Regions from separate parts of the Homo sapiens genome. Here all the other regions are linked to region 7. Evidence: chromatin loops called from intact Hi-C (ENCODE). Cell type or tissue: Caco-2. All regions are shown on one strand. Links, peaks and the distances in the headings refer to the core of each region. The heading gives the core; the rest is flanking DNA.

Region 1 (4,344 bases), core at 127-4,126, 490 kb after region 7:
AGATTAGGAGATTCAATTATTAGTTTATATAGAGATGATGAAGCTCTAGGGAACCAACTCAAACTAACCAAATTGACAAGTGATTATATATATATTTTAAAAACCTAGGGCAGGTGCAGTGGCTCAGGCCTGTAATTTCAGCACTTTGGAAGGCTGAGGCGGGGGGATCACTTGAAGCCAGGAGTTTGAGACCAGCCTGGGCCATATGGTGAGACCCCCATCTCTACGAAAAATTAAAAAATGAGCAGGGTGTGGTGGTGCGTGCCTATGGTCCCCGCCACTCAGGTGGCTGAAGCAGGAGGATTGCTTAAGCCCAGGTGGTCGAGGCTGCAGTGAGCTATGATTGCGCCACTCCATCCCAGCCTGGGCGACAGAATGAGAGCTTGTCTCAAAAAACAAACAAACAAAAAAAAAACAAAACTCAGAAATCAAATTTACAGTTAAAGCTATCAAGTAAAACAGCTATATTTACTCATATATGCATTCTCTTCCTATGGATAAGTCTATATGGACGTACATTATAATTAAAAGGTTGCTTGATGAGAATGGAATTAGTGTAAGATGAATTAAGTAGATGCTCTTCATAGCTGGTAATTTTGTACTATGATATTTTGATTCATCATTGTTCCCTGTATGAAATAGCCAGAAGCACAGACCTGAAATTTGAGCTCAGGGGTAGTTTACGCCCTAACTGTTCTTTTCTCCAGACACATACACAATTTTAACGATACGAATTTATCTCTCTACTAGGGAACTATTGTCTTTGTTCTCAGTGTTAGATTATAGCTGTAGGCTCCTAAGTGGTCTCCTGCCCTTTGCCCCACTGCAGTCTGTTCTCAAGCAGCCAGGGTCACCTTTAAAAACTAAAGTCAGACCCTGTCATTCTTCTACTCAAAACCCCAAAATGACTCCCATCTCATTTGGAGTAAAAGCCATAGTTTCATGTTGATCTTTCTGGGGTGACCATATATCCTGGTTTACCTGAAAGAGTCCTGGGTTTATGCTTGTTTTTCTCACATCCTATTAACTTTACTTTTTACCCCAGATCTTCAATTTTATTTAAAGTTTTCTTATCAGTATTTGCATTAAGTAAGCCACTATGGCTTAACAGACCTCCTTCCAGCTTCTTCCATGGTCTCATCTAGCAGCGTATGAAACACATATTCAGTGAACAGTGCTCTTTTTTTTTTTTTTGAGATGGAGTCTCTTTCTGTCGTGCAGGCTGGAGTGCAGTGGTGCAATCTTGGCTCACTGCCACCTCTGCCTCCCAGGTTCAAGTGATTCTCCTGCCTCAGCCTCCTGAGTATCTGGGACTACAGGCATGCACCACCATGCGCAGCTAATTTTTGTATTTTTAGTAGAGACAGGATTTCACCATGTTGACTAGGCTGGTCTTGTACTCCTGACCTCAGGTGATTTGCCTGCCTCAGCTTCCCAAAGTGCTGGGATTACAAGCACGAGCCACTGTCCCCAGCCAAATTCTGACTTAATTATGGTTAAATGCAAAAGATGGCTAATGATAACTTGTCTTTTTTCTTGATTCTGTTCAGATGAAACCTAGCTAGCAGCAACCTTTCAAGAATTATATGCAGGGTGCTGCCTGTTAAAGCTAAGAGCTCAAGCACAAGTACCTCTTCTGATCTTAGGTGGTAGCAGAAGAATTTCTGAGGCTTTTCCCCCTGCTGGCCACTTTGTGAACCACCACTCATGCCCTCATGTGGTCGTGTGGTGGGTGGCCTGTGAGATGCGTGGAACCTCCTCAGAGTCAGTAGAAAATGGGAGAAATTGTGGCTTAATGTCATACAAATTATGTTTAGGAAATAGAGGCTAAGTAATTTTGCCATAGAGTATAGTGTAACCTAATTGTTTTATTAAAGCAGTTTTGTTATTATTTGTATATGTGAAGCTCTATTTGTTTTATTATATGGTAATGCCTTTTGAATTTTACAATAAACCCTTTCAGCAGTTAGCTCAAAACAAAACCCACATGTTTAATTGTCTCAAGAAAGCTGATAATGAATATGCAACGTGCAGAAAATATTTTTCAATATTTACCATGTACCATGCAGGCAAGTAGAAAGATCACTATCCCTTTGAAAACCAGAAGGTACAAATATGGTGAAGCAGCTTTGGCATCTATTTCCAAAGTTAATAATTTAAGAAGAATATGCCTTAAAATGACTTCAACACGGCAGCTGCAGGAGGCCTATGTACATGTCATTGTGAAGCACACCTTCCCATTAGTATCAAATAACTCATAAATTAATTTTGCTCATTTTCAATTCCAAGTTTTCTTGTACTTGTAAGTAAACTGGTAATAATTAATGAGTGATTTTCCTTTGCAAACCTTCAAATAATGTTTTTTATAATAATTTCCTTAGAGGTCTCAATTCAAAAATGTATTAATTCTGAAATGTTTCAATTTTGTTTTTTATCTAATTCAAACAATCAAAATAAAATATGTGAAAATTTATTTCCTAGTCAAAAAGTGAAACATCTGACATTGTTAATGCCACTGTAAATTTAGTTGAAAAGCTCAACATTGAAGGTAAACTGTTGTTTTTGTTGTAAGAATATGAATACAAATGTTAATAGAGCACAGCATTGTGTTAAAAATGTTCTTACCAAGTTAACAAGCTATGAAGCAGAAATGTACTTGGAATTGGTTGTAATGTGCACAAAATTTGTGACTGCATTCAAACAAGCTGCGGTATTCTGTCAGTCAAAACAGAAACTAAAATTGTCAAAATGTATAAATTATAAATATATATATACACACACACACACACACACACAGATTTTATAAGTAACTGATCTACAAAACTTTTCTGACAGAAGCTGATATTGAACACTACCATGCAAGGAAACATTTCAGAATGACTATATGTATATTCCTGTCTGTGTTGCATGTCATCAATTGGATTTTGGGAATGCCTGAGCCTTTGAAAAACCACTTTGTAAAGCAACCCAAATTTAGATTGCATTATGTTCAAGACCAGTTGGAAATTTTTAATCGATTACTGAATGAATGTAGCATGAAAATTCAGCTTTTGAAGCTTTTAGCAAGTTACAATTATGTAAAATAAGGCTTGCAAAGGAAGAAGCTCAAATTTCTCCCTACAAAAGCGAAGAAGGAGTTGAACAAATCAAAAGATGAAAGCAGATATGGTTTAATTATCTATTTTGACAATTGTGCTTCAGAAAAATCTTGACTTTGATGTATTTTGACTTCTAATTTTATTTGGATAAATTTTTATTCTCTACCAAAATGGAGAAAAATTGTGAAAGTCTATGATTTTGCAGTATCTAGATTTGGTGAAATGTTGAAACAATCACAGATATAGACAACTTGAAAGTTTTATCTTGTAAGAAATTATTGAGCAAAAGTGCTTTGAATGAAGGTAGAAAGACAGCACCTATGACGATATTGGCCTGAAATATTTACATATTTTAATCTAAAAAATGAGAAGATTCTTCATTTAGCAGAACTTACAGGTTCATCAGTATCTAGAGAGGAAATGTGTTCTCAGTTAAAAACATATAGTGAAGCATCAATTAAAGTTGTCCATAATTTCAAATATATTAACCATAAAATGAAGTTTTGAAAAAGATTGCAGTTTTATAAAAAAATAACTGTTTAAATAAAAAACGAAAAAAAACACATGTTCCTGAAAAATGTCCACATCCCAATGCTAGAGACAATAATATCTAAATAACCAATTAAGGTATGTGAATACATATAAAGAATAATTGTCTGTACCATTAAAAATGTTCAGATAATCAATTTTTTGTTGTTGTTGAGACAGAGTGTCACTCTGTTGCCCAGGCTGGAGTTCAGTGGCATGATCTTGGCTCGCTGCAACCTCCGCCTCCTGGGTTCAAGCAATTCTCCTGTCTCAGCCTCCCGAGTAGCTGGGACTACAGGCACCCACCACCATACCTGGCAAATTTTTTTGTATTTTTAGTAGAGACAGGGTTTCACCATGTCTGGTCACATGACACCAGGCTGGTCTCAAATTCTCCTGACCTCAAATGATGCACGTGCCTCAGCCTCCCAAAGTGCTGGGATGATAGGCGTTAGCCACTGTGCCTGGCCAATATTTTTTTAAAGTTGCTTGAATGTTCATAACTTTGTATCACTATCACTTTAAGATATTTCAGGAAATTTTTATTTTGAAAATAAATTTTGGATAGAATTATCTTATAGGTCCACCAATATAATAAGACCAAATTCAGGTCAATAAACACATTTTTTTTTTTTTTGAGACCGAGTCTCGCTCTGTCACCCAGGCTGGAGTGCAGTGGCATGATCTCAGCTCACTGCAATCTCTGCCTCCCGGGTTC
Region 2 (4,344 bases), core at 201-4,200, 99 kb after region 7:
AGATGTCATCTCATTGAGGTATGGGAGAAAAAGTGGAATAGCTGGCACTTTATTTTATATAATAGTAAAGAAATTTGTGCTCAATTATGAGCAATAGAAGCATATACTAGTGGTTGAATAAAAAGTTAATAAGGGAATATGATGGATAAGTCAGTTAATAAGAGAACTTGGTGGATAAGTGAATTAATAAGAGTCCACAGTGGAGGCAATTTCCCTGTTTATAAAATGTTATCTTTTGAATATACACAGGATATACTTTTCGAAATAAAAAAATATATATAGGGGAAACAATTTTCACTCATCCTCTAGACACCCAGTACTTTTCCAGAGATAATCCGTTGCTATACAAGCATAATTCCTTTTCAATATATTTTTCTAGCAACTAAGAAATTCAGGATTTGTAATTCTAATAAAAAGAGTGCTGATCTGGGCTGAAATGAAAAGTTTTACCTTAGATATATGTCTCATAAATAGTTTTTATAAAGTCAGGGAATATCCTTAAAAAGCAATTACCAAGGCTGTACAACACATGAGTTTGAAGGCACAGGGAGATTAAGATTTAGAATAAATTTAAGTGAGATCTAGGGCCAAAGAATAGCAGGGTGGTGTTTGTGTGTGTGTGTGTGTGTGTGTGTTGGTTGGGGCAGGTGGGAGGCTTTGGAGTTTGCCTGTAGACTGCTATCATCTCTAGGCCTTGGTAAGTCCTTGCAAAGACACACAGTTCTGAAAGGTTGGCACCGGTGTAGGTTTTTAAATATTTTTGTTATCCACAGGGTGACCCTGGACACCGTTACAAAAATTTAAAAATTTCACCCCTAGGCACACAGATTACCCTTCTCGTGGTGGCATGGCAAGGCTTGATTTGCAAGAGTTTCTTTTGGACTGTCGTTAATTTTTCCCTTTAAAAACAGGAGCTCCTTCATGGTGACAAAGGAAGGAGGAAATCATCCCTTCTAACCTACTTTGTCGTCTTCATTCCAAGAACTCTAGAATGGCACAGCACGTTTGGTTTTGAAACCTGTGGAATTTTAGTGCTGTCCATTCTCCCAAGTGTATGCCTTTAGTGAAGGTAAAAGGAAAGACTGTTTTCTGTGTCAAGGGAAGATTCATATGCAAATCCCAAGACTCAGATGTTATTTCAGAAGAGTTGGTGTCCATAGTAAAGTAGAACTGGCCCAGGCTTATCTGCCTGAAAGGGCAACTGTTTGAGGTAGAGGGAACTGGCAGAATAGGAGGGGTGGAATCTTCCTGGGAGAAAGTAAAAAGAATTCTAGGTGGAGAGGAGATCAAGATGTGAACCAAACACATGTCTTCTAAATTACTATAGGAAATGTTGGAAAGGACTTTAGAACAAACAATAAATATGTCATAGGAGGAAAACAAAGAGAAGTCTTTGGGCCAGAAATAGAAACTGTTAAAAACAAAACAACAACAACAAAACATAAAAATAAAAAAAAAAACCTTTAAGTTTGAAAATGACAGAAGTTAAGAAGTGGAAAGTTGCATGGGATATGCTTTCATTGCGGCCTCTCTGATAAACCATTCCCCAGTCCATCTTTGTATCCTTGCTTGTCCTAAGCAGCATGGTAGCAGCCGTGGCATTCATCAGGCTAAAGTGGTCATTTTTGGCACTTGGGCTAGAGATGGCAGTGAAGCAGAATCATTTGGGTAAATGCCAGAGGCTTTTTGTCTCACAATAAGGAAATTGAAGATGTAGACACAGAAGGAGTGGATTTAAGAGTGGAAGGTTAATAGGCAAAAGAAAGAAGAGAGAGTTCCCTGTGCATTGGAAGGGTGCCTGAGCGGGTTTCTGGGTTTGGGGCAAGTTGCGGCTGGTTTTATAGATGAGCTTGAGGAGCCAGTGTCTGATTTACACAGGGCTCAGAGGGTTGGTTGGACCAGGTGTGAATGCACGAAGAGGCTGGCCATCCCATCCTAATCTTTTATTATGCAGATGGGGTCTCTATCTGGCCAGCGCCATGTTGCCTGAACACTTGAAGACAAAGAAAAGGGAAGAAGAGGCAGGGCGCCGTAGCTCACGCCTGTAATCACCGCACTTTCTGAGGGCGAGGAGGGTGGATCACGAGGTCAGGAGTTCAAGACCAGCTTGGCCAAGATGGTGAAACCTCGTCTCCACTAAAAAAAATACAAAAAAAAAAAAATTTAGCCGGGCCTGTTGGTGGGCTCCTGAAATCCCAGCCACTCAGGAGGCTGAGGTAGAGAGCTGCTTGAACCCGGGAGGCAGAGGGTGCAGTGAGCCGACATCGCCCCACTCCACTCCAGCATGGGCAACAGAGCGAGACTCCGTCAAAAAAAAAAAAAAAAAAAAAAAGAAGAGGACACCTCCATGTTGAACATGCGAGTATGCCTGGCTTCCAAGTATCCCTTTTCTATTGGCATAGGTGCCGGCATTCCCCTTTGCAAGTTTTAGCTTGCTTATCTATGCTTGCAGCTGATTTTTCAGGCTGATTGTTGTTAGAAAACAAAATTAGATGGGGGCTGCTTTTTTATTAAAAGGAAAACCTTACCAACGACTCCCTTACCCACACTAACTGCCTAAATAATTGATTTTTTTAGCTCCTGTATCAGCAGTGCTTGCCCCTGATAGATGATGATCATGGGGGGACCAGGAGCCTCTAGACTTAGAGAACTTTCCCCACCCTCCCTGTGGAGTGTTTCCCTCCCCAGCACCCCCTGCTGGTCAGTTTGACAAACAGATGAACAGAAGTTCTCAAATACACAGTAAGCAGATAACCCCAACATCACCAGAAATATCAACTTGTGATGGCATTTTGTCAAGTTGTCTTTGTTATCGGCATCATCTGTTGCTTTCTGAGGGAAGTATTTTGAGTTCTCCTACTGAGACTGTGGATTTGCCTATTTCTTTTTGTATGTCAGCTTTTGCCATATGTATTTTGTAGTTGTGTTGTGAGGAAGATTCATGACTTATCTTGTGGGAGAATTCTGTATTTAGCAGATTTTCGTCTTAAGTTCTGTTTTGCTTAGTATTGATGTTATTACTTTGCTTTTTCAGTTTCAAAATCATTTAGTATATCTTTTTCCTTTCTTTTAGCCTTTGTGTTTTTATTTCAGATGTGCTTTCTTATGTACTGACTGTGATCCCCAAATTCATATGTTGAAGTCCCAACTCCAAATGTATTTGGAGGTGGGCCTTTCAGACGTAATTGAGTTTAGATGACGTCATGAGGGTGGAGCCCCCATGATGACACTAAGTCCTTCTAAGAAAAGGAAGAGAGTCTGAGCCCTCCTCTACACCATGTGAGGGCACAGAGAGAGAGCAGCCATCAACAAGCTGAGAGAGGAGGACTGAGAATGAAACCTACCTCGCCAGAACCTTGTCATATCCCTTCCCGGTTTCCAAACGAGTGAGAAATCAATTTCTGTTGTGTAAGCTACTCAGTGTATGAAACTTTGTTATGGCAGCCAGAGCAGATTAATGCATGCTTCTTGGACTTTGTTTTTAACTCAATATGAAAAACATATGTTTTAATAAAAAAATTACCCCATTCATCTGTATTGTGTTTACTGATAATTTTGGACTTATTTTTGCCATATTTAAGAAATCCTCCTTCCTCTTTCCCATGCTTTCTTGTGTTTTTTTAATCCAAGTGGATGATAAGGTTTGGGAATCACTATCGTAACAGGACCATGAAGGGCTAGATAAGGGAAGCTGGCTTGCATTCAGGGAAGGGGCAGAGGAGGGAAGCTGCCAGCTGGGCTGAGCTAAGATGACCTGAGCTTACAGACCCTGGATGAGCATCCTCTTCTGGATACAGGACCTGCCCGAGGCACCATTTTGAAATAGGCAAATTTTATTTGCTTTGTCTTCTTTCATCATCTTTATTAGCTTTTGCATCTTGAGTGAAAAATATAGCTGTTTTCATATTACCCCAAGTTCCCGAGTTTATTTTTTATGTAAGAATGTTCCAACCTTTGAAATCCCAAATGACATGTTTCCTCTCTTTCTCAGACCATGCTTTCATTTCAGTCAATGTAACAAATCAGCCAGGTCTTAGGAGTTTAGAAATCTGATTGGATTGATTCATACTAAGCGGTAACAGATCTACCACAGCCTTCTAAGATGAAGTTTTTTAAAAATGCTCCATGACCTACACAATTCTTTAATTGCTGGAATTGCACACTTTAAAATCGCATCAAATATAAACATTCAATTTTGTGGAAGTTTTGTTTTTTATGGAGAGATGAAAATAGGTGTTTCTTAATACTGGCAGACTTTACTTCCAAAGCCAATTCTATTAAAGTATCTTTTCTGCTTCAAATCTAGACTATCAGAAAGAATGAAAATGCCAATTATTTATTTTT
Region 3 (4,344 bases), core at 123-4,122, 160 kb after region 7:
TCATTTTTAGTACCAATCTTCCATTTCTTCCTTAAGTATAAAAGTGACCCTCACAGAGAAACTAACTACCTAGAGCTATAGGTCCAGAGTAGAGCTCTAGCTTTGATTTTCCTTTTGCAGCTATGGTCTGAGAGCTTGGATGCAATCCACTGCAATTTGATATCAGTGACAGGGTAGGGATGCTCAGGGAATCTGTTGAGCCACCAAGGAAGCCTCACTTTCAGCTAATGCTTACATGGGGCTGTGGAAGTTGTCCAGCATCCCTGAGGACAGAGTGTTTGCCCTGAAAAAGAACATTCCCTTGGCAGAAAGCATCTTGTTGGCTGGATTTTATTATAAATGTGATGAGAATACTTTTGGCCAAGTAACTGGTCGTTGGGTCATTTTGTGGTAGTCAAACCCACAAAGAAGAAAAGCCCTCACATGGTCGGGTGAGGTGGGAATGGATCAAGCACTAAGGCCAGGTCTGGTGAAGTTAGGGAGTAAGGCCAGTGTTTATGGAAAGGGATTCCTTCATGAACCCCTAAAAGATGCTTCTAAACTCTAACAGTAGGCTGATGTCTGTATTTAGAGTTGCAAACAACATGTTCTGGGAATACAGAGGAAGGCACCACTGCCTCTACCTTGGGAGTATATCACAGAGAATGAGATTTATATTTGGACTTGATGGATGAGAGATGAGTAGGAGTTTGACAGAAGAAAAGAGTGGAACTGTCTGGATGTACAATGGCAGAAGTGGCAGGAAGGACTGAGGAGAATTGGCTTCTGGGGATGTGTCAGACATAAGGGCCTGGGCACCACATAATGGAGCTTGCAATGGGGTATGTGAAAGCTTAGATGAGATGGTTTTTTTCCTGTCCTCCTGTGGGTTCATAGTGGGCTCACCTCACTCACTCCTGCTAACAACCTGCCCCTATTGATAGATAGCTGAAATGGGGTCTCTAAGCCTCCAGCAACAGCTTAGGAGCCAGCCTTGAAGTACTGGCAGCTAACACTTCCCATATAGACCCCGTAGTCCATCCTATCTTAGGAAGACAATGCACTCATGGGGATGGTAACATCCACCTCCAGACTCCAGAGGCTCCAAGGAGCCTCTCTCTCTCTTCAAGTAAAGAAATATTCACTGAGCTGTGTGTAGAGGTTTACATGGTTTGGGACCAACATGTGGCTGGGTGACTTCACTTCCATCCTCATACAGTGGTACTCGGAGATGAATGGGGGGTAGAGTGATCAAGATTTAGTTCAATGTCTACCTCCAGTGGGGCAGTGCTTGGTAGTTGACTCATTTTGGTCTCTTTTGATGTTCACAGTCACCCATTGAGGTAGGTGTGACTGTTGATCCCATTTCACAGATTAGGACAGGATAATTTGCTAGAGGTCACAGGACTAGTTGGGGGAGGGAAAGGCTGTCAGGTAGGATTTTAACCTTAGAGCTTCACGTTTTCTTAGGATCTTGCAGGGAGACCTTGAGCAAATTCCTTTCCCTCTTGGTGGGGGTGGGGGAAGTCTCCATTCCCTAAGTATAAATTAAAGAGATCTGCCAGTTTGTGATTCTCTTTACTTTAAAGTTCAACCGTATCACTTGGATAGGTGTTTTGTTTGTTTGTTTGTTTGTTTTAATGGGGATTCTGGGAACCCAAATATATTTAAGTTCAATAGGTCTGGGGTGAGGCCCAGTAATCTGCAGCTTTTAACAAATCCGGACATCAACATAACTACCTGAGAAACTCAAGCAAAATGTATGATGCATGAAAATCTTATTGTGAGCTGGTCAAAACACATATCGCTGAGCTCCATCGGTAGAGATCCTGTTTTGATACCTTTGGTTGGACTGTGGCTCGGTAATTTGCATTTCTTAGAAGTGAGTCCGTTCAGCTGGTCAACCGCCCCGCCTGTCTCTCTGTGACCCTCCCAGGGCGTCAGCGGTGCTTTTTTACTTGCATCTTGTGGGAAAAGGATCCGCGCAGGCAGCCCCCTTTTAGCACCGTCCTGAGTACACAAGCCAAGCGCTTAAATACCTCACTCAGCCCTGGATTTGCAGTTACTCAGGGCAGGCGAAGGCGCGTTTCCGCGTTTGGTATATTCCCGCGTGCTGCCAGCTGATGGCGCCAGAGAACTAACCTACTGGAATAGGGAGGAGAAAAGAAGCAGGGAAGAAAAGCGGGAGGTGAAGATTAAGGCCAATGGTAGCTTCCGTTCTTGGACTCGAAGATTCCCTTAATGGGTTGACATCAATGAAAGCCAATGGTAGCTTCCATGAAAGCCAAAGCTGACCACCCCCCCAAGCTTCCCATTCTCTTAGGAGGCTGCATTTTGGGTGCTAAATGGAGGGATGGGCGTGGGAGATGCTGGGACATGTGTTGGCTGAAGATACACCTGTTAGTCCAAGGTTGCTTCGGCTCATAGTGGCTCAACCCTCTTTGTCAATTAACCTTCTCAGTTAACTAAGGCTGCCTCACCTGTCTTTAGGCAAACCTACCCCCCGTCACGCTGGGTTTTTAGAGTTTTTAAAAGCGTCACGGTGTAAGGCCAGCGTTGCTTTTCGTATTCTTAGCGGGTATTTCTGGTGCTGACAGCGGGGAGCTGCCGGGCGGGAGTAGGAGTGGAGAGAGAATAGGGAGAGAGATAACAGGTGTGAAGCGTCTCTCAATGCCAGGCATCCTGCTTTCGCACCTTCCATAGGTTTTTTCGCAATCGTCTTTCTATTTAATCATTTTCTGTTTCATAGATTAGGAAACCTCAACTAAGTTGCCCAAGGACAGCCCTTGAATAATTTTATCTTCTGTCAGACACCAAAGCCTAAGGTCTCTTATTTTGCAGAGGCTGCTTTGTCAGGATTTCAATGCATGCATGTCCTGCGAATCACTGCTCCTCACTCACTGATCCATCCTGCTGTCCACGCGTTCATTCACTCATTCATTTCTTAGGGGTCATCTACAAGGCATGGGGCTAGTTGCAACTAAAAATACAAAAGAAAAGGGACTCTGCTGTAAAGCAGAGGAGGTTTTTTTAAATGATTTACACAGAATTCCGGTGCTCCGCATGGTTTCGATCTCCCCCCACCCCCCAAAATACTACTGATACCTATTTTGTTCCACACAATTCGATGGACTCTGAAAATACAGAGAGGGGTGAAATCTATCCTTGCCTTTCAGGAGCTTATTGCCGTACGCAAGAGTAATCTCTGAGCTTTAATTTTACATACCAAATTTTTAACAAATTGAGCATCAACTATATATGTATGTGTGTGTATATATATATATTCTGTTGTAATTAACATGTTAAATAAATATTAGGCACACTTAATTTCTTATTTTTTAGATGAAGATGAATCTAAATGCTGGTTCAAGTATGTCCTTTGTTCACCCTAGTGGACCATCTTGGGTGATTCCTGGAGTGCTTTCTCAGACTGCAACCCTAACCCGCTGGTATGTGCTTGGCTCTGTTCCTTCTTTCTGCAGCTGTCTGTCAAATGCCAGTCTTTTGTGGAGGCCCGTCCTAACCCCTTCCTGTTTCCTCTCCTTTTTGTCTGCTCGTATCTGAGGCCTCTTTTCCTATTTATTTGTTGTTCTTTCTCCCTCCATCATCTTCTGTCGTCAAATCATGTGTTGTTTTTCATATACTACACCTGAGTTTATAGGAAATATGTTTACTGTTTTTGTTTTTTTAATTTTTGGTTTAGTTTCTGCCTCCCTGCTCCAGAATGTAAGCTTCAAGAGGGGCAGTGAGGAGTTCTTAACACCCCACACTGACTGAGAAACGGTTGGGAGTGGAGGGAGACAGCTTTGCCCTGTACATCCTGAAATCCCCTGAGGTGGGGGTGGGAGTGGAGGGAAGATCAGGGAATGTCCATTCATTTTATGAACTTGAAGTTGGGTTGAACCCTATTATATCCTGTGATGTTGGTTGTTAATCTCAACCTGAAGCCCTCATCGCTAGTCATCCACTTCTTATTAGCTTTGTGACCTTGAATGAAGGTTCAAGGTTACCTTCTTTCTTTGCACCTCAGTTTCCTTATGTATAAAATGGAAAAAATTAAATTTGGTCATCCTAAAATGTGGATTCATAGGGCATCAGTCCCCTGAGTGTAAAAGAAAAAATATTTGCGTATTTATAAGGCTGCAGAAATTATATTCTTCTGAGGGTCAAATAAATATATTTGTGGTTTTGAAAGTCTTCACATATTATATCAGTAGCATATTTACATCCAGGAAATATTGGAGAAAGAATTTTATTTTATTTTTTTTAAGATGGAGTCTTGCACTGTCGCCCAGGTTGAAGTGCAGTGGCGCGATCTCGGCTCACTGCAAGCTCCACCTCCCAGGTTCACGCCATTCTCCTGCC
Region 4 (4,344 bases), core at 184-4,183, 270 kb after region 7:
CTTGGAAAAACTGGCCTCATATCTTTTTCTATACAGCACCTGTACAGGGTTCCTGACCTGTGATGAGTAAAGAATATCATTTTCTGACAGACCCAGGAGCCCCAAGTATATCTAAGAACCTCATCTGGGGAGGATCACCCAACTCATAGGTATTTGGTGGCACAAATCCATGGCTGGGCTCAGCTTTAAAAAAGACTTATCTGAAGTTTCTTCTATGAAACAAAGTTCCATCAAAGCCAATTTAAAAGCCTATGTAAAAAATACTTATTCTTGCTGTACTGTATACAAATAATTAGGCCAAGTACAATAAAGCAAACCAGTCTTATCGTGATTTGTCTTCAGTAAATATGAGAAAGTGAAGAGAGAAAAATTATGTTTCAAAAACTATAGTACACCTGCTGTTAGATTCTGGTCTTGTCCAATATTTTTCCATTTTTATTATTTTCTACAGTTTGGACTGAATTCTAATTTTTGTTGGCTACAAGTTTTCAAAATAATGTTTTCAATTTTTTTCCCTTACTTTTTTTCCTATTTTTTCTAATTTGGAGTCACTGAAAACTAAGCTGTGATTTCATAAAGCCCTGCAAACTGAAGCTAGACAACTTAATATTCAGAAGAAAATAATAGCAACTTATTTACATAAATAAGCCACTTTCATATCTGCCTCCTGATGTATGGACTTCAGAGTAATGTGGCCTATATAGATTTTCTAGGATTGTTCTTTTGTTGTTTTTCTTTTTTCTTCCCCTATTTTCTCTTCACAGGACATGAGACTTCACAACCTTCTAAAAATGACATTTTCTAATGCCTCAAGACTTACCTGTCTAGGAGTAAACCATCCTAACCATGATGGATCAGTTGAAACCTGAAACCAGAGACTCATTTTGTTCTAAAAGAATCTCCAAAAGATTTTAAAAAAAGAAAAAAAGGAAAATGTGAAAGAAAAATAAATCTTGGGGCCCCCAAGTTACTAATCTAAAGGAAAAAGTCAAGCTGGGAACTGCTTGGGGCCAACCTGCCTCTTGTTCTATTCAAAGTCACCCCTCTGCTCACTGAGATAAATACATATTTGATTATCTCTTTTGGGGAGGCTAATCAGCAACTCAGAAGAATGCAAAAATTTGTCTCTTATTTGCCTATGACATGAAAGCACCCTCCCCACTTTGACTCTTTCTGCCTTTGCTTTGAGTTGTCCCACCTTTCCAGACTGAACCAATGTTCATCTTGCATATGTCTCATGTCTCCCTAGAACCTATAAAACCAAACTGTGCTCTGACCACCTTGGACACATGTTGTCCGGACCTCCTGTGGCTGTGTCACAGGTGTGCCTCCTCAACCTTGGCAAAATAACCTTCTTAAATTGCCCGAGACCTGTCTCAGGTTTTTGGGATTCACATTCCTCATAAATTTTTTAGTGCCAAGTCATGTGACTTAGTTAGTTCATGTGAGATCTGCTTGTTTAAAAGAGTCTGGGACCACTCCATTCTCTCTCTTGCTTCCACTCTCACCATATGATATGTCACCTTCTCTTTTCTTTCACCATAATTGTAATCTTCCCGAGGCCTTTGCCAGAAGGAGATGCTGGGGCCATGCTTGTACTGCCTGTAGAACCATGAACTAATTAAACCTCTTCTCTTTATAAGTTATCCAGCTTCGTGTTTTTTTTTTTAATAGCAATATCAGAATGTATTGACAAAGAAAATTGGTACTGAGAATAGGGTGTTGCTATAAAGACATTTGAAAATGTAAAAGCAACTTTGGAGATAGGTAACAGGCAGAAATTAGAAGAGTTTGCAGGGCTCAGAAGAGATAGGAAATGGCAGAAAAGTTTGGAACGTCTTAGAGCCCTGATAAAAGGTTGGGACCAAGATGCTCATAGGGATACGGACAGTGCAGTCCAAAATGATGAGATCTCAGATGAAAATAAGAAAGTTATTAGGAAGTAGAGTAAACGTTCCCCCATGTTATGCCCTAGCAAAATGCTTGGATGCATTGTGTCACATCCTAAGGACCTCTGGAAGTGAGAGGAGGTGCCAGCTGGGCTTTCTGGGTCGAGTAGGGGTTCAGAAAGCTATGAAACTCACTCATTTCCTGCATGAAGACTTACTTCAGTCCTGGATGAATAATATTGAAAATTTATGCTTAAAATATTCCTAACACCAGGATTTGTGCATGTGTTTTCTTCCCCAAGAAAGCTATAAACAGAGAAAATTTTGCTGTTAAGTTTCTCTGTCGTCTCTCCCTCTCCCCCTTCCCCCTCCCTCGAAACTAAAGTAAAAGAAATGTTAACTGCCTGTTTTTCTGTGACCAGGGGACCTTATCTATATTCCCAATTCCAATTCCTTGTAAACATACTTTGTAAAGTCCTGTAAGATCCTGTCTCCTTTGCCAGGCTGCTGCAAGGTCATAAGATAAGATAAAAGGTCAACTTAGATAAAACCTAAGTTGCAATTCCAGTTTTCCTCAAAATCTAAGACATGGCACAAAATAATTTACTGCCTTTGTTTCTTGCTCTGGTAACATCTTCCCGCCACTCGTATTTCCCGCCTAAAAGAGTTTAAAAGGCAATCACCCAAAACCACCAGTGGCTACCCATTCGGGACCCCTTCCATGCTGTGGAAGCTTTGTACTCTTGCTCTGCTCAATAAAACCTACTGCTCACTCTCTCTCAGTCTGAGTCTCTATCACTCACTGTGGTCAGCCACAACCCCAATTCTTTGGCATGGCTAGGCAAGAACCTTAGGTGTTACAGAAGGTTGAAGTTAAGAGTGATGACCTATGGTATCTAGTAGAAGAAATTTTAAAGCAGCAAAACATTGAAGAATTGGTGTGGCTACTTTTAATTGCCTATGATCAGATGCAGAAGCAAAGGAATGACTTAAAATTTGAACATATATTTACATATATACATATTTTTTTGAGGTGGAGTTTCACTCTTGTTGCCCAAGCTGGAGTGCAATGGTGTGATCATGGCTCACTGCAATGTCCGCCTCCTGGGTTCAAGTGATTCTCCTGCCTCAGCCTCCCAAGTAGCTGGGATTACAGGTGCCTGCCACCATGCCTGGCTAATTTTTGTATTTTTAGTAGAGACAGGCTTTCACCATGTTGGCCAGGATTGACCTCGTGATCTGCCTGCCTCGGCCTCCCAAAGTGCTGGGATTACAGGTGTGAGCCATAGTGCCCAGCTGAAACTTTTATTTTAAAAGGAAGCAGAGCATTAAAGTTTGGAAAATTTGTAGCTTGGTTCTTTGGCAGAGAAAGAATCCAAGCAGTGGGCAGAACAACCTGTTACTAGAGAGATTAGTATTACAAAAGGGAGCCAGGGGCTAACATCCAAGACAATGGCAAAAAGGCCTTTAAGACATTTCAGAAATCTCCAAGGCAGCCCCCCTTATCACAGGCCGAGAGGACTAGGAGGAAAGAATCATTTCAATGGCCAGGCCTGGGGTGCAGCTGCCCTGTGTTGCCTTGGGACAGTTCTCTCTAAATCCTGGCTACTCCAGCCACAGTCAAGGCTCAAAGGGTCCTAGATACAGCTCAGGCTGCTGCTCTGGAGAGCACAATTCATAGGCAGTGGCGGCTTCCACATGGTGTTAAGCCTGCAGGTGCACAAAATGCAAAAATGAAAAAGGCTTGATAGCTCCCACATAGTTTCCAGAGGATGTATGGGAAAGCCTGGGTATTCAGACAGAATTCTGCCACAGGGGCAGAGCCTTCACAGAGAAACTCTTCTAGGGCAGTACCAAGGGGATATGTGGGACTGGAGACTCCACGCAGAGTCCCCATCAGGGTACTGCCTAGAGTAGCTGTGGGAAGGGGGCTGCTACCCTCCAGACTCAAAGATGGTGAACTCACTATCGGCTCACAAACACAGAAGGCTTCAGGCTTGCAGCCCAAACTTTTGACTCCAGCCCATGAGAGCAGCCATGGAGGCTACACCCTTCAAAGTCACAAGGGTGGAGCTTCCCAAGGCCTTGGGAGCCCATCCCTCATACTACTGTGCTCTGGATGTGGGACCTAAAATCATTGTATCTTCCTTCCGTCCCCAACCCAGGGGTTATGACTGTGGAGAATGCTGGATAGGAGGATCTTTTCACTTTGCTTCTATAGCCACAGGTTTTGTATTGGGCTGTGCAATTTGACAGGCAAGCCAGTAGATGGCGCTTATGGATAAGAGCCAGCTGAGGGGAAATTGGCTGGGTGTACATTATACTTGGTCCTTGTCTGCTGGGAGTTCTCTATTACCTCAGGCAATAGGCTGATTCATGGAGTGCACAGGGTCTGAGCTTAGTTCCTTGCTCAGCCCTGTGTGGGGGAGGGGCCAAGGTGAGTAGGGCCTGACCA
Region 5 (4,344 bases), core at 230-4,229, 210 kb after region 7:
ATACTTTACTCATTAGCATTGTTGGTTACAAGCACTTCACTGGCTGACTTAGGCAAAAAAGAATTCATTATTGAGGAAAGACCTTAGCACTCAGCTTGGGAACAGAGAGCAACTCTTAAGGACCATATTGTGTTCCCTCAAAATTCACATGTTGAAGGCTTAACCCCCAATGTGACTGTATTTGGAGACAGAGCCTTTAGGGAAGTAGTTAACGATTAAAGAGACTTCTAGATCAACAAGGAAACTGGCAGATAATATGGTCTCAAATAGCTGATGGCAATTAGAAGAAGAATATTTGTCTGTACATCTCACTTGAGAGCTCTTGGCAAAGGTTCTGTGGCCTTAATCCTGGATCGGCTATTTTCATTTCATGTAATTTTGAGCAAGCTATTTACCCTATCTCTATCTCAATTTCCTGCTCCATAAAATGTGGATAATAGTAATGATTACCTCATAGAGTTGTTGTGAGGACCAAATGAAACAATATACTAAGAAGTTTGAATGTACCTGGCATATTGTTAATTTCTCAATAAATGTAGGTCATTGTTATTCAAAACGTATAGTCAGGCAATTTGGAAACATCACTGAATTTCTGTTAGTTACATTCTCAGTGTCCTTTAATTGAATGTCCATAGCAGCTTTAAAAGACTTTCCTGGTAATAGCAAATTCTTCTTCCTGAAGCATGAGGAAAAACTGGAGATGGGGTTGGGTATCTAATAGCCCCTACTGCAGAATTTTTATTGAGACTCATACGATCTCATGGAAAGAGGGTTAAGGGAACTGAGTTTAGAAGGAGTGAGCCTATGAAAGTTCTGCCAGAAGTAAACACATTCATAAATATAGTCATTTGGTTTCACAGTCATGAAAATATCTTAATGAAGACTTTAAGCAAATTATCATCTACCAATTTACATATTATTTCCATTCAAAGAATTAAAATTATTGATGCTTCTAGTGGATCAATCCAGAAACTCAGATGCCAGCCTTCTCACTCTTTCTCAATCAATGACCAAATTCTGCAAACTCTACCTTTGAATTATCTCAAATCTATGGATCTCTTCTCGTCTCAGTAGGCTATCATGCTAGCTCAGGTGGCAATCATCCCTTGTGTGTATCCCACTAACAGACATCTTCCTCCCAACCATGTTTTTCCAGTCCTAACTTTCCAGTGGCTTGCCATCTCCCCTGTGATGATTTAGAAACTCTTTAACATTACTTATGAATCTTTTCCCACATGTCACCCACCTATTTCTGTAGTTCTACAGAAGTGAGGAAGATACACCCAGGAACCATATAATAGTAATCATGTCTCTCAGATGTCTGGAGTTTCTGGCAGTGTCCAAATATTATGTAATACAATTCTTTGGAAGAAGGCCAACTCAATTGTCTATCTTTTTTGTTTTTTTAATTCTTTTTAATATTTAATTTTTGTGGGTACAGAGTATGTGCATATACTGATGCAAAAATCCTCAACAAAATACTAGCAAACCAAATTCAACAATAACATTAGAAAGATTATTCATCATGACCAACTGGGATGTATCCCTAGGATGCAAGGATAGTTCAAAATATGCAAATCAACCAGTGCGATACACCATATCAACAGAATGAAAGATAAAATCCATATAATCATCTCAATGGATGCTAAAAAGGGTAGTGGCCAGCCCCACAGGGTCTGTGCGTTTTTCTCCACATGTGCAGAGATGAGAGATCATAGAAATAAAGACACAAGACAAAGAGATAAAAGAAAAGACAACTGGGCCCGGGGGACCACTACCACCAAGATGCGGAGACCAGTAGTGGCCCCGAATGCCTGGCTGCACTGTTATTTATTGGATACAAGGCAAAAGGGGCAGGGTAAAGAGTGTGAGTCATCTCCAATGATTGATAAGGTCACGTGAGTCACGTGTCCACCAGACAGGGGGCCCTTCCCTGTTTGGCAGCCAAGGCAGAGAGAGTACAGCTTATGCCATTATTTATTCTATGCTCTTTTCAGAAAGATCAAAGACTTTAATACTTTCACTAATTTTGCTACTGCTATCTAGAGGGCAGAGCCAGGTGCCCAGAGTAGAACATGAAAGTGAAACAGGAGCATGACCGCTGAAGCACAGCATCACAGGGAGATGGTTAGGCCTCCAGATAACTGTGGGTGGGCCTGACTGATGTCAGGCCCTCCACAAGAGTGGTGGAGCAGAGTCTTCTCTAAACTCCCCTGGGGAAAGGGAGACTCCCTTTCCTGGTCTGCTAAGTAGCAGGTGCTTTTCCTTGGCACTGATGCTACCGCTAGACCATGTCCACTTGGTAATGGGCATCTTCCCAGATGCTGGCATTACTGCTAGACCAAGGAGCCATCTAGTGGCCCTGTCTGGGCATGACAGAGGGCTCACACTCTCGTCTTCTGGTCACTTCTCACCATGCCCCTTCAGCTCCTATCTCTGTATGGCCTGGTTTTTCCTGGGTTATGATTGTAGAGTGAAGATTATTATAATATTGGAATAAAGAGTAATTGCTACAAATTAATGATTAATGATATTCATATATAATCATATCTATGATCTATATCTAGTATAACTCTTGTTATTTTATATATTTATCACACTGGAACAGCTCGTGCCCTCGGTCTCTTGCCTCAGGTGGCTTACCGCCCACAAAAAAGCATTTGATAAGATTCAACATCCCTTCATAATAAAACCTCTGAACAAACTGGGAATAGAAGAAACATGCCTCAACAGGTTAAAAGCTATATATGACAGACCTACAGCTAGTATCACACTGAATGGGGAAAAGCTGAAAGCCTTTTTTCCAATAGCTGGAACACAACAAAGATGCCCACTTTTACCAGGGTTTGCTAGTATTTTGATGAGGATTTTTGCATCAATATTCATCAGAAATATTGGACTGTAGTTTTCTGTGTTTTGATGTGTCTTCGGTTTTGGTATCAGGATAATATTTGCCTCATAGAATGAGTTTGGAAGTATTCCCTTCTCTATTTTTTTCACTTTTCCTGTTTTTCTATTGGAATTGTTTATCTTTTTTTAATTATACTTTAAGTTCTGGGATACATGTGCTGAACGTGCAGCTTTGTTCCATAGGTATAAGCGAGCTATGGTAGTTTGCTGCACCCATCAACCTGTCATCTACATTAGGTATTTCTCCTAATACTATCCCTCTCCCAGGCCCCCACCTACCAGCAGGCTCCAGTGTATGATGTTCCCCTCCCTTTGTCCATGTGTTCTCATTGTTCAACTCCCACTTATAAGTGAGAACATGCGGTGTTTGGTTTTCTGTTCTTGTGTTAGTTTGCTGCCTTCTCCTGCATTTTTCAGAACAGTTTGAGTAGGATTGATATTCTTCTTTAAATGTTTGGTAGAATTCAGCAGTGAAGCTGTCAGATCCTGGGCTTTTCTTTACTGAGAGACTTTAGTATAGCTTCAGTCTTGTGTCTTGCTATTGGTCTGTTCAGGTTTTGGATTTTGACCTCGTTCAATCTTGGTGGATCATATGTGTCTAGAAATTTGTCATTTTTTTTAGGTTTTCCAATTTATTGATATATAGGCCAGGTGTGGTGGCTCATGCCTGTAATCCTAGCACTTTGGGAGGCCAAGGTAGGTGGATTGCTTGAGCTCAGGTGTTTCTATTTAGGATAAAAGTAGTTTATACACCACAGTTAACAGCGTTATAATATTCTGTCTGTTCGTGTGTACTTATTATTACCTGTGAGTTTTAAAACTTCTGGTGATTATTTATTGCTCACTAATGTTCCTTTCTTTCTCAATGTTCTGTTCTTTCTTTAGCATTTCTTGTAGGAAAGGTCTGATATTGATGAAATCCCTCAGCTCTTGTCTGGGAAAGTATTCTTCCTTCATTTTTGAAGAATATTTTTGTGAGATAATATTCTAGGGTAAAAGGTATTTTTCCTTCAGCACTTTAAGTGTGTCATGCCACTGTCTCCTAGGTTTCCACTGAAAAATCTGCTGTCAGATGTATTGTATCTCCATTGTATGTTATTTATTTCTTTTCTCTTGCTGCTTTTATGTTTCTTTCTCCTTGACCTTTGGGAGTTTGATTTTAAATGCCTTGAGATAGTCTTTGGGTTAAATCTGCTTGGTGTTCTACAACTTTCCTGTACTCAGATACTGATATCTTTCTCTGGTATGGGGAAGTTCTCTGTTATTATTTCTTTAAATAAACTTTCTACCCCATCTCCATCTCTACCTTCTCTTTAAGGCCAATAATTCTTAGATTTGCCCTTTCAAGGCTATTTTCTATAACCTGTAGATGTGTTTTGTTGTTTTTTAATTTTTTTATTTTGTATCTTTTGAAAGCGCATTTTTAAATAGCCT
Region 6 (4,344 bases), core at 177-4,176, 100 kb before region 7:
TTCTGGAAGGTTTAGAAGAGAATCTGTTTCCTTGCCTTTTCTTTCTCCTAGAGCTCACTCACATTTCTTGGTTCATGACCCCTTCCCCCATCTTCAAAGCCAGCAGTGTTGCATCTCTCTGTGCCTCTTTCATGGTCACGTTTCCCTCTGAATCTCTGATTCTCCCTTTTCTCACCTTTAAGAATCATCGTGCTTACATCAGGCTATCCAGATATCCAAGATAACCTTGCTATCTTAAACTTAGATGATTAGCGGTCTTAATTCCCTTTTCCCATATAACCTACATGGTCATATTCCAGGGATTATGGTGTGAACATCTTTGGGAGCCTGCTCCACACATTTGTCATACAACTCACTTGTGGTCTCCTTTCCTGCTCATGCTGCACAATGCTAGGCATTCCAACTCCATCATACGAGAGACTGGTTTTTTGGCCACACTTGACATTATGACTTGATAATTCTGATAGAACTCACTAAAAAATGGCGAGATTTGGATGCAGAGTCACTTAATGTCTCATGGTTAGGTGCTCCCTACCAGGGCCCAAAAGGTATATTCAAACAGTATATAATTCAAAAGGAGTTGTTATTCAAAAGATATATAACTATCCACTGCAAAAAACACGGGCTTTCTCCAGAACCCCAAAACTTTGCCTTGTAATTTTCCCACTTGGGCTTGCTATCAACTCCACATGGTATCTTTTCCCACATCTGATACCAGAGGGTCAGCCAGGGCACATGGTCCAAGCAGCTGTACTGTTTTCACTATAGCTTGGATCTTCTGGGACCCTTTCCTAATCCAGACCCCACTCAAGGCTGGCAGCCTATAGCATCCCCTGTAAATTGGCTGAAACAGTATACCCATGCATGGAATATGCTACCTTCAGAACCCAAAGAGATTTATCAGGCAGTGTACTTTCTTTTTCTTCATGGGGTATGCAAGATTCAATAATTCATCCTTTTCTTTGGATGGGTGGTCTTAGCATGCCCCTGATTTAGGGGGCCTCTGATTCCTCACGGGGTTTATTTCCTGTCACCTGAAATGCATGTGTACCGGCACCTCCAAGGTAGTTGATTACTTCTTGCCATCTGGCCTAATTAGCATGTTAACATCGATATAGTAGACAGGTGTGATGGTCTGAAGGAAGTACAAGTAGTCCAAATCTTTTCTATCTATATTATAACAGAAGGAACACTATATCTAATATAGTCCTGGGGCAAAAATACACATGTACACTGTTGTCTATTCCATGTGAGTGGAACTATTTATGATCCCTTTTTCTGATAGAGATAGAAGAGAATGCATTAATTCAACTGATGGCCACATACCATGTACCTGATTAAATGTGCATTTGCTCTAGCAAAGATTCCACATCTGGCACAGTGGCTGCAACTGGGCCCACCAGTTGGTTGATTTTGTGATAGTGAATGGTCATTCTCCACAACTGATGAACTAAATGCATACATGACAGGGAGCATCATTTCTGTATCCTTTAGATCCTTAAGGATGGCACTAAGTTTCATGCCTTGTGCCCATTGGAGTCATCCAGTGAAAAGTGGAGCAGAGTGCCCTAAAGACTTACAGTGCTGAGGAGATAAAAATTGGAGTTCTGAATTCGATAACGCAGGAAGTGGGAGGACACTAGTAAACATCCCAAGGCCTCAGCTGGGGCCCTTCCAGGCTACACTCTAGAAGTGAAGCCAACCAGAGGTAGACAGAGCCTTGGCATTATACAACTGAGTCTCAAGTTGATTTTATCCATGACTGAAATCTGATCATTAAAAGGTCTGATTGATAATCAGACCTCTTAATTGATAATCAGACCTTAATGATCTGATTTCACTCTGTATCAGGAGGATACAGTAAACCCTCCTTGGAGGAAAATAACATAATTCAGGTGACAAAGTAAGAGATAACATTTCACCCGGAAAGGCATCTGACATTTTCTTTTCTTGTAAAACCAATGTGACGCCAAGACCACCCTGGCTGAGCTCTTGAATATACCATTTTCATTTAACTGCTTTTTTGGCCTTTTGGATTCTCCCTTTGTTAGTCAACCAGTCTTAGTTGACCCAAGACCCAAAAGGGATGCCAGATGGAAGAGGCATCCTTGAGTCAGGCAGTGGATCTCAAGAGTTTGGCAGCAGGGTAATTGACAGCTGCCTTTATTGGTGTGTACTTGTGGCTACCTCCAGTAGGTGGCAATGTTGTCCTAGGAAATGGCCTCTGAGCGCTTCTGTATTTAAGCAAAGCTAGGATTTCCCATTCTTTTGAAGAGTCTATATTGTTGTTGCTAGACTACTGAGAGGGGACAGGGAAACAAACTGAGAGGATGATCTACATGTCCCACAGGAAGCAGTTGCTGAACAGGGTGATCCTCTCTGACACGAGATGAGGAAGTGAAGGCACTCAACATCATTCCACAACAACGGTATCTTGAATCCGCCCAAGGAGCTCCATCTATAACGTTACTTTAGCTTTCTTTCTCTCACAGCAAATCATACCTAAACTCCATCAGTTGAATTCGTTTGCTTTTCCCCCTGTAGGAGCATAATGAAAATCAGGCTCCAACAATTGTGCCTGTCTAGGAGCCCAGGGAAGTTCAGGGTGAGAGGGAAAGGACAGCTAGGGTGGCAAATGGAAGACAGCAGAGAGAGAGAGGGAAGAAAACTTAGTTGCTAGCCTTTTCCCTCCTTTAACTCCTTGCTGCAGGGTCAGAATCTAAGCACAAGTGTCAGTTCTTTTCCATGCACCTCTCAGTATTTGGTGAACACCCAGGCCCAGAGATCCCTTTCTACCCCTATGTACACTGCCTCAGCTCCATCCTTTAGTCCTTGGTGCCTTTGGCCATTCCTGTGCCCAACATCTTGTTCTCTTACAGGACAGGGTAGGATGGTGACTTGGACACCTGAATCCAACAGAGCCATAAGCTTGAGCCCTTCCCTCCCTGAAGTTCCCCAGTATATGCACACAGGTGTGCATGGCCTCCGTCCCATTTGGGGACAGAGATATCTCAGTTGCATTCTAATTATCTTTCTCTAAAAGCAGCTGAGGTTGAGGCAGAAGGGAAGGGATGGGTTAAAGGGGGGCAAAGGGGAAGGAAATTGGCTACATGTATTTTTAGTTTTGAATGACTAGTTTGTATTCAATCAAATAAATTTCAAATGTTTTGTTCGCCCGAAGCTATATATCAAATAGCAAGGTCCTTATTGCTGACACCATGTATTTCAACTTCAGGGATTCTTCACTCAGTAGCCACAACCACGTTGCTTTTCTGCTGGGCTGTGGGGCTTGCTGCTCCATTGTCATGAGAGCATCCCTTCCTGTTCCTGCCCAGAGGAGACTGAGTCACATGAGTGACAACCAAAGAATCATTTGGGTGGCTTATTTCAATTCTACCTCTGGCCACTCAGACTCATTAGCAGGTAGGTCAGTGGGGGACCCTTAATTCACTCGCCCTTACCCCCACTGCACCTTCTGGAGAAAGTACAGCCCTGCCAACACCTTGACTTCAGGTTATACATTTCTGTCCTCTCATGACTGTGAGAGACTAAATTGTTTTAAGCCACCCAGTTCATAACAAATTACCCCAAACTTGGTGGCTTGAAACTACAGAAATCTACTCTCTTATTTCTGGAGACCAGAAGTCTGAAATTAAGATGTTATCAGGGTTGGTTCCTTCTGGAGGTTTTGAGGAGAACCTGTCCATGCCTCTCTCCTAGCTTTTAGTGGCCTCTGGCAATCCCTGGCAACCCCTGGCTTGTAGATGTATCTCTCCAATTTCTGTCTCCATCTTCACATGGCCTTTCTTTCTCGGTTTCTCCTCTGTGTTTCTTCTTTACTTATAAGGATGCTCGTTACTGGATTTAGGGCTCACCCAGTAAGTGCAGGATGATCTCATCTCTTGAATCTTAATTTAATTACATCTACAAAGCATTTTTGTCTAAATAAGGTCACATTTATAGGTATATAGGGTGAGGATAGTGCCTGCCCTTAGGGGCAGGCACAGTTAAACCCACTACAACCTTGTTTAATCCATTATCCCATTTCAAAGAGAGATCTGGAGTAGAATGTGATAGTGGGTTAGCTCTGTAACCAGGAATTGGATGAGTGAGTGGTGATAAATCCAGACCTAAGCTGAATTTTCTAGCTACCTGGTCTTGAGAGCTAGGACAAGAGAAAATCAGAGAAAGGTATTTGCTGCATTCTGAAATGCTTATATTTCTTAAGTGATCCAAGGTGGGTGTACTTTAGATGCAGGAATGGCCATAGTAGTGTCTGGATCTGATGAACTAGCTCTTAGGAGAAAGAACAATAAGCTATATTTCAAGATATAAGTCCCAGTC
Region 7 (4,344 bases), core at 265-4,264:
CTAGCTAATGCTTATACGGGGCTATGGAAGTTGTCTAACATCCCTGGGGACAGAGTGTTTGCCCTGAAAAGGAACATTCCCTTGGCACAAAGCATCTTGTTGGCTGGATTTTATAATAAACGTGACAAGAATGCTTTTGGCCAGTAACTGGTGGTTAGGTCATATTGTGGTTTGCAAACCCATAAAGAGGAAAAGGCCTCTCATGTGGTTGGGAGAGGTGGGAATGGATCATGCACTAAGGTCAGGTCTGGTGAAGTTAGGGAATAAGGCCAGTGTTTACGAAGAGTGATTCCTTCATGAACCCATAAAAGATGCTCTTGAACCCTAATAGTAGGATGATGTCTGTATTTAGAGTTGCAGACAACATGTTCTGGGAATACAGAGGAAGGCACCACTGCCTCTACCCTGAGAGTATATCACAGAGAAAGATTAATATTTGGACTAGATGGCTGAGAGATGAGTAGGAGTTTGATAGAAGAGAACAGGGGAAGTGTCTGGATGTACAATGGCAGAAGTGGCAGGAAAGGCTGAGGAGAACTGGCCTCTGGGGGTGGGTTATAGATATGGGCCTGGGCACCACATTCTGGAGCTTGCAATGGGTTATGTAAAAGCTTAGATGGGACGGTCTTTTCCTCTCCTCCTGTGGGTTCGTAGTGGGCCCACCTCACTCACTGCTGCAAACAAGCTGCCCCCATTTGAGAGAGAGCTGGAGTGGGGTCTCTAAGCCTCCAGCAACCACTTAGGAGCCATCCTTGATGCCCTGGCAGCTAACTCTTCACATGGAGACCCCGTAGTCCATCCTATCTTGGGAAGACAATGCACACAGGGGGAAGGTAACATCCCCCTCCAGATTCCAGAGGCTCCAAGGAGCCTCTCTCTCTCTTCAAGAAAAGAAATAGTCACTGAGCCACGGGTGGAGGTGAACATGGTTTGGGACCAACAGGCGGCTGGATGGTTTCACCTCCACGGTCATACAATGGTACTGGGAGATGAATGGGGGTAGGGCGATCTAGAATCATTTCAACCTCAACTTACAATGGGGTGGTGCTTGGTAGTTGACTCATTGTGGCCCCATTTAATATTTGCAGTCACCAGTTGGGGTAGGTGTGACTGTTGCTCCCATTTCACAGATTAGGACAGGATAGTTTGCTAGAGGTCACAGGACTAGTTGGGGAAAGGAAAGGGTGTCAGGTAGGATTTTAACCTTAGAGCCTCACGCTTTCTTAGGCTCTTTCAGGGAGACCTTGGGCAAATTCCTTTCTCTCTTGGTGGGGGGGTCTCCATTTCTTATTTGTAAATTAAGGAGTTCTTCCAGTTTGTGATTCTCTGTACTTTAACTTGGATAGGTTTTTTAAAATGGGGATTATGGGAACCCCACTATATTTAAGTAGAGTAGGTCTGGGGTGAGGCCCAGTAATCTGCAGCTTTGAACAAACCCCGGCATCAACAAAACTGGTTGAGATACTCAGGAAAGTTTATGGTGCATGAAAATCTTATTGCGAGCATCCAAAACACATAACACTGAGCTCCATCTGCAGAGATCCTGTTTTGATACCCTTGGTTGGACTGTGGCTGGGTAATTTGCATTTGTCAGAAGTGAGGCCAGTCAGCTGGTCAACCAGTCCTCCTGTCACTCTGTGACCCTCCCCCGGTGTCCGCGGTGCTTCTTTACTTGCATCTTGTGGGAATGACATCTGCGCAGGCAGCCCCTTTTAGCACCGCCCCTGGCACAGGAGCTGAGCTCTTAAAAACCAAGCCCAGCCCTGAGTTTGCAGATACTCAGGGAAGGGGAAGGTGCCTTTCCGCATTTGGTGTAGTCCCGCATTCTGCCATATGATGGCGCCAGAGAACGCGCCTACCGGGATAGGGAGGGGCAAGGAGGCGAGGAAGGAAAAAAAAGAGACAAGTGAAGATTGACATCCATTAAGGCCAATGGTAGCTCAATCTTCTGTTCTCTGACTCCCAAGCTTCCCATTCTCTTAGGAGGCTGCATTTGTGGCGCTAAAAAAAGGGATGGGCGTGGGAGATTCCAGGACTTGTGCTCGCTGAAGATACAACTGTTAGTCCAAGGTAACTCCCGCTCGTAGTGGCTCAACCCTCTTTGTCAATTCACCTTCCTCTAAGTTAACTATGGCTGCTCCACCTGTCTTTAGGGAAACCTACTCCCCATCGCGCTGGGTGTTTTGGAGTTTTTAAAAGCGTCGCGGGGTAAAGTCAGTGTTGTGCTTTTCCTTTTCTCAGCAGGTAAGTATTCCTGGAGCTGACAGCGGGGAGTTGCCGGGCGGGAGTAGGGGTGAAGAGAGAATAGGGAGAGAGATAACAGGTGTGAAGCGTCCCTCAATGCCAGGCATCCTGCTTTGGCACCTTCCAGAAATTTGTCTCAATCATCTTTCTATTGAATTCATTTTCTGTTTCACAGATTAGGAAACCTCAACTAAGTGGCCCAAGGAGAGTCCTTGGATAATTTTAACTTGTGTCAGAAACCAAAGCCCAAGGTCTTTTATTTTGCAGAGGCTGCTTTGGCAGGATTTCAATGCATGCAGGTCCTGCGAATCACTGCTCCTCACTCAATGATCCATCCCGCTGTCCACACATTCATTCACCCATTCATTTCTTAGGGGCTTATCTGCAAGGCGTGGGGCTGGATGATACTAAAAATACAAAAGGGACTCTGATGTAAAGTAGAAGAGACTTTTTAAAAAGATTTACACAGAATTCCGGTGCTCAGCATGGTTTCGATTTTTTTCCCCAACATACTATTGATACCTATTATGTTCCACATAATATGATGGATTCTGAAGATACAGAGATGGGTGAGACCTATCCTTGCCTTTCAGAAGCTCGTTGTCATAGGCAAGAGTAATCTCTGAGGTTTAATTTTAGATATCTATTTTTTAACAAATTGAGCATCAACTCTATATATTCTACTGTAATTAATGTACTAAATAATTAAATATTACACACACTTAATTTCTTATTTTTTAGATGAAGATGAATCTAAGTGGTGGTTCAAGTATGTCCTTTGTCCATCCTAGTGGACCATTTTGGGTGCTTCAGACTGCAACTCTACCCTCCTGTTATGTGCTTGGCTCTATTCCTTCTTTCTGCAGCTCTCTGTCAAATGACAGGCTTTGAGGGAAACCAGTCCTGACCCCTTCCTGTTTTCTCTCCTTTTTACCTGCTCCTATCTGAGGCCTCTTTTCCTATTTATTTGTTGTTCTTTCTCCCTCCATCATCTTCTGTCGTCAAATCATGTGTTGTTTTCATATACTACATCTGAGTTTATAGGGAATATGTTCACAGTTGTTTTAATTTTTGGTTTAGCTTCTGCCTCCCTGCTCCAGAATGTAAGCTTCAAGAAGGGCGGCGAGGAGTTCTTGACACCTGTCACTGCCTGAGAAACGGTTGGGGATGGAGGGAGACAGTTTTGCCCAGTGCATCCTGAAATCCCCTGAGGTGGGGGTGGGAGTGGAGGGAAGATCAGGGAATGTCCATTCATTTTATGAAGTTGAAGTTGGGTTAAATCCTATTATATCCTGTGATGTTGTTTGTTAATCTCAACCTGAAGACCTCATCGCTAGTCATCCACTTTTTGCTAGCTTTGTGACCTTGAATGAAAGTTCAAGGCTACCTTGTTTCTTTGTACCTCAGTTTCCTTATGTATAAAGTGGAAAATTATATTTGGTCATCCTAAAATGTGATGTCATAGGGAATCAGTCACTTGAGGGTAAAAGACAAACATTTGTCAATGTATAAGGCTGCAGAAATTATATTCTTGTGAGGGTCAAAGAAAGATATTTGTGGATTTGAGAGTCTTCAGATATTATATCGGTAGCATATGTACATGCAGGAAATACTGAAGAAGCAATTTAATCAAATAGGAAAAGAGATTTCAGATAGGAGCAGAAAATAAGGAGAGGAAACAGTGGTGAGTAAAAAAAAATTGACAAATTTTATGTAGAGAGTTAACTCTAAATGGACAATGATAGGCTCTCTGGGAATGTGTAAGAAAAGTTTTAAAGAAGGATTCTTTAAATTGATGAGACACACTGCAAGGGAAATTCTGTGACACCTGGAACTAAAACACGTGGAACTAAAACATCGGGCTCAGGGGGTTGAACGGTAGAGGAATAAAAGCATTTTGTATCACTTAGCACACTCATCTGGATCTGAGGAGGGAGCAAAACAGGGAAATAAATCTATTGGAAGATGTCAACTTATTGAGGTAAAGGAGGAAACGGTGAATAGCTGTTACTTTATTTTATATAATAGTAAACAAATTTGTGTTCAATTATGAGCACTAGAAACAAATACCAGTGATTGAATAAAAAGTTAATAAGGGAA

The links. A loop is a pair of places that touch in the nucleus more often than their neighbours do. Peaks named below come from ENCODE experiments on the same cell type or tissue, not always from the same donor. Only the 100,000 strongest peaks of a DNase experiment are listed, where the experiment ranks them.
Region 1: a loop joins it to region 7, with 13 times the contacts of the local background. A loop is called at or near these places in 5 of 110 quality-filtered maps.
Region 2: it touches region 7 in a loop (11-fold over the local background); 17 of 110 quality-filtered maps call a loop at or near these places.
Region 3: it touches region 7 in a loop (14-fold over the local background); 6 of 110 quality-filtered maps call a loop at or near these places.
Region 4: a loop joins it to region 7, with 10 times the contacts of the local background. A loop is called at or near these places in 2 of 110 quality-filtered maps.
Region 5: it touches region 7 in a loop (14-fold over the local background); 6 of 110 quality-filtered maps call a loop at or near these places.
Region 6: a loop joins it to region 7, with 5 times the contacts of the local background. A loop is called at or near these places in 33 of 110 quality-filtered maps.

Annotation. Positions count from the first base shown.
Region 1 is chr11:58,565,453-58,569,796 of GRCh38, reverse strand. All of the region lies in intron 2 of LPXN (leupaxin), which reads left to right. Among named protein-coding and RNA genes, the nearest start is that of LPXN, 8.2 kb to the left of the region's middle. In Caco-2, for the core only: a CTCF peak has its summit at 1,697 (motif pointing left); a DNase peak (open chromatin) is centred at 1,696.
Region 2 is chr11:58,957,054-58,961,397 of GRCh38, reverse strand. The region is part of intron 5 of GLYATL1-AS1 (GLYATL1 antisense RNA 1); the gene reads left to right. Among named protein-coding and RNA genes, the nearest start is that of GLYATL1, 20 kb to the right of the region's middle. In Caco-2, for the core only: a CTCF peak has its summit at 2,677 (motif pointing left); no DNase peak of the experiment used is centred there.
Region 3 is chr11:58,898,736-58,903,079 of GRCh38, reverse strand. It overlaps a transcript of GLYATL2 not described here. Among named protein-coding and RNA genes, the nearest start is that of GLYATL1, 39 kb to the left of the region's middle. In Caco-2, for the core only: a CTCF peak has its summit at 2,093 (motif pointing right); a DNase peak (open chromatin) is centred at 2,069.
Region 4 is chr11:58,788,424-58,792,767 of GRCh38, reverse strand. No RefSeq gene overlaps it. Among named protein-coding and RNA genes, the nearest start is that of GLYATL2, 54 kb to the left of the region's middle. In Caco-2, for the core only: a CTCF peak has its summit at 4,142 (motif pointing right); a DNase peak (open chromatin) is centred at 2,412.
Region 5 is chr11:58,848,631-58,852,974 of GRCh38, reverse strand. It overlaps a transcript of GLYATL2 not described here. Among named protein-coding and RNA genes, the nearest start is that of GLYATL2, 6.1 kb to the right of the region's middle. In Caco-2, for the core only: no CTCF peak of the experiment used is centred there; a DNase peak (open chromatin) is centred at 2,344.
Region 6 is chr11:59,156,503-59,160,846 of GRCh38, reverse strand. No RefSeq gene overlaps it. Among named protein-coding and RNA genes, the nearest start is that of DTX4, 13 kb to the left of the region's middle. RefSeq lists an enhancer at 2,056-2,105. In Caco-2, for the core only: a CTCF peak has its summit at 2,200 (motif pointing right); a DNase peak (open chromatin) is centred at 2,196.
Region 7 is chr11:59,056,098-59,060,441 of GRCh38, reverse strand. It overlaps GLYATL1-AS1 (GLYATL1 antisense RNA 1), which reads left to right and starts at 1,990. Exons shown (of 6, transcript NR_033853.2): 1 at 1,990-2,070. RefSeq lists enhancers at 1,656-1,915, 2,086-2,155. In Caco-2, for the core only: a CTCF peak has its summit at 1,831; a DNase peak (open chromatin) is centred at 1,851; H3K4me3 peaks cover 690 bases.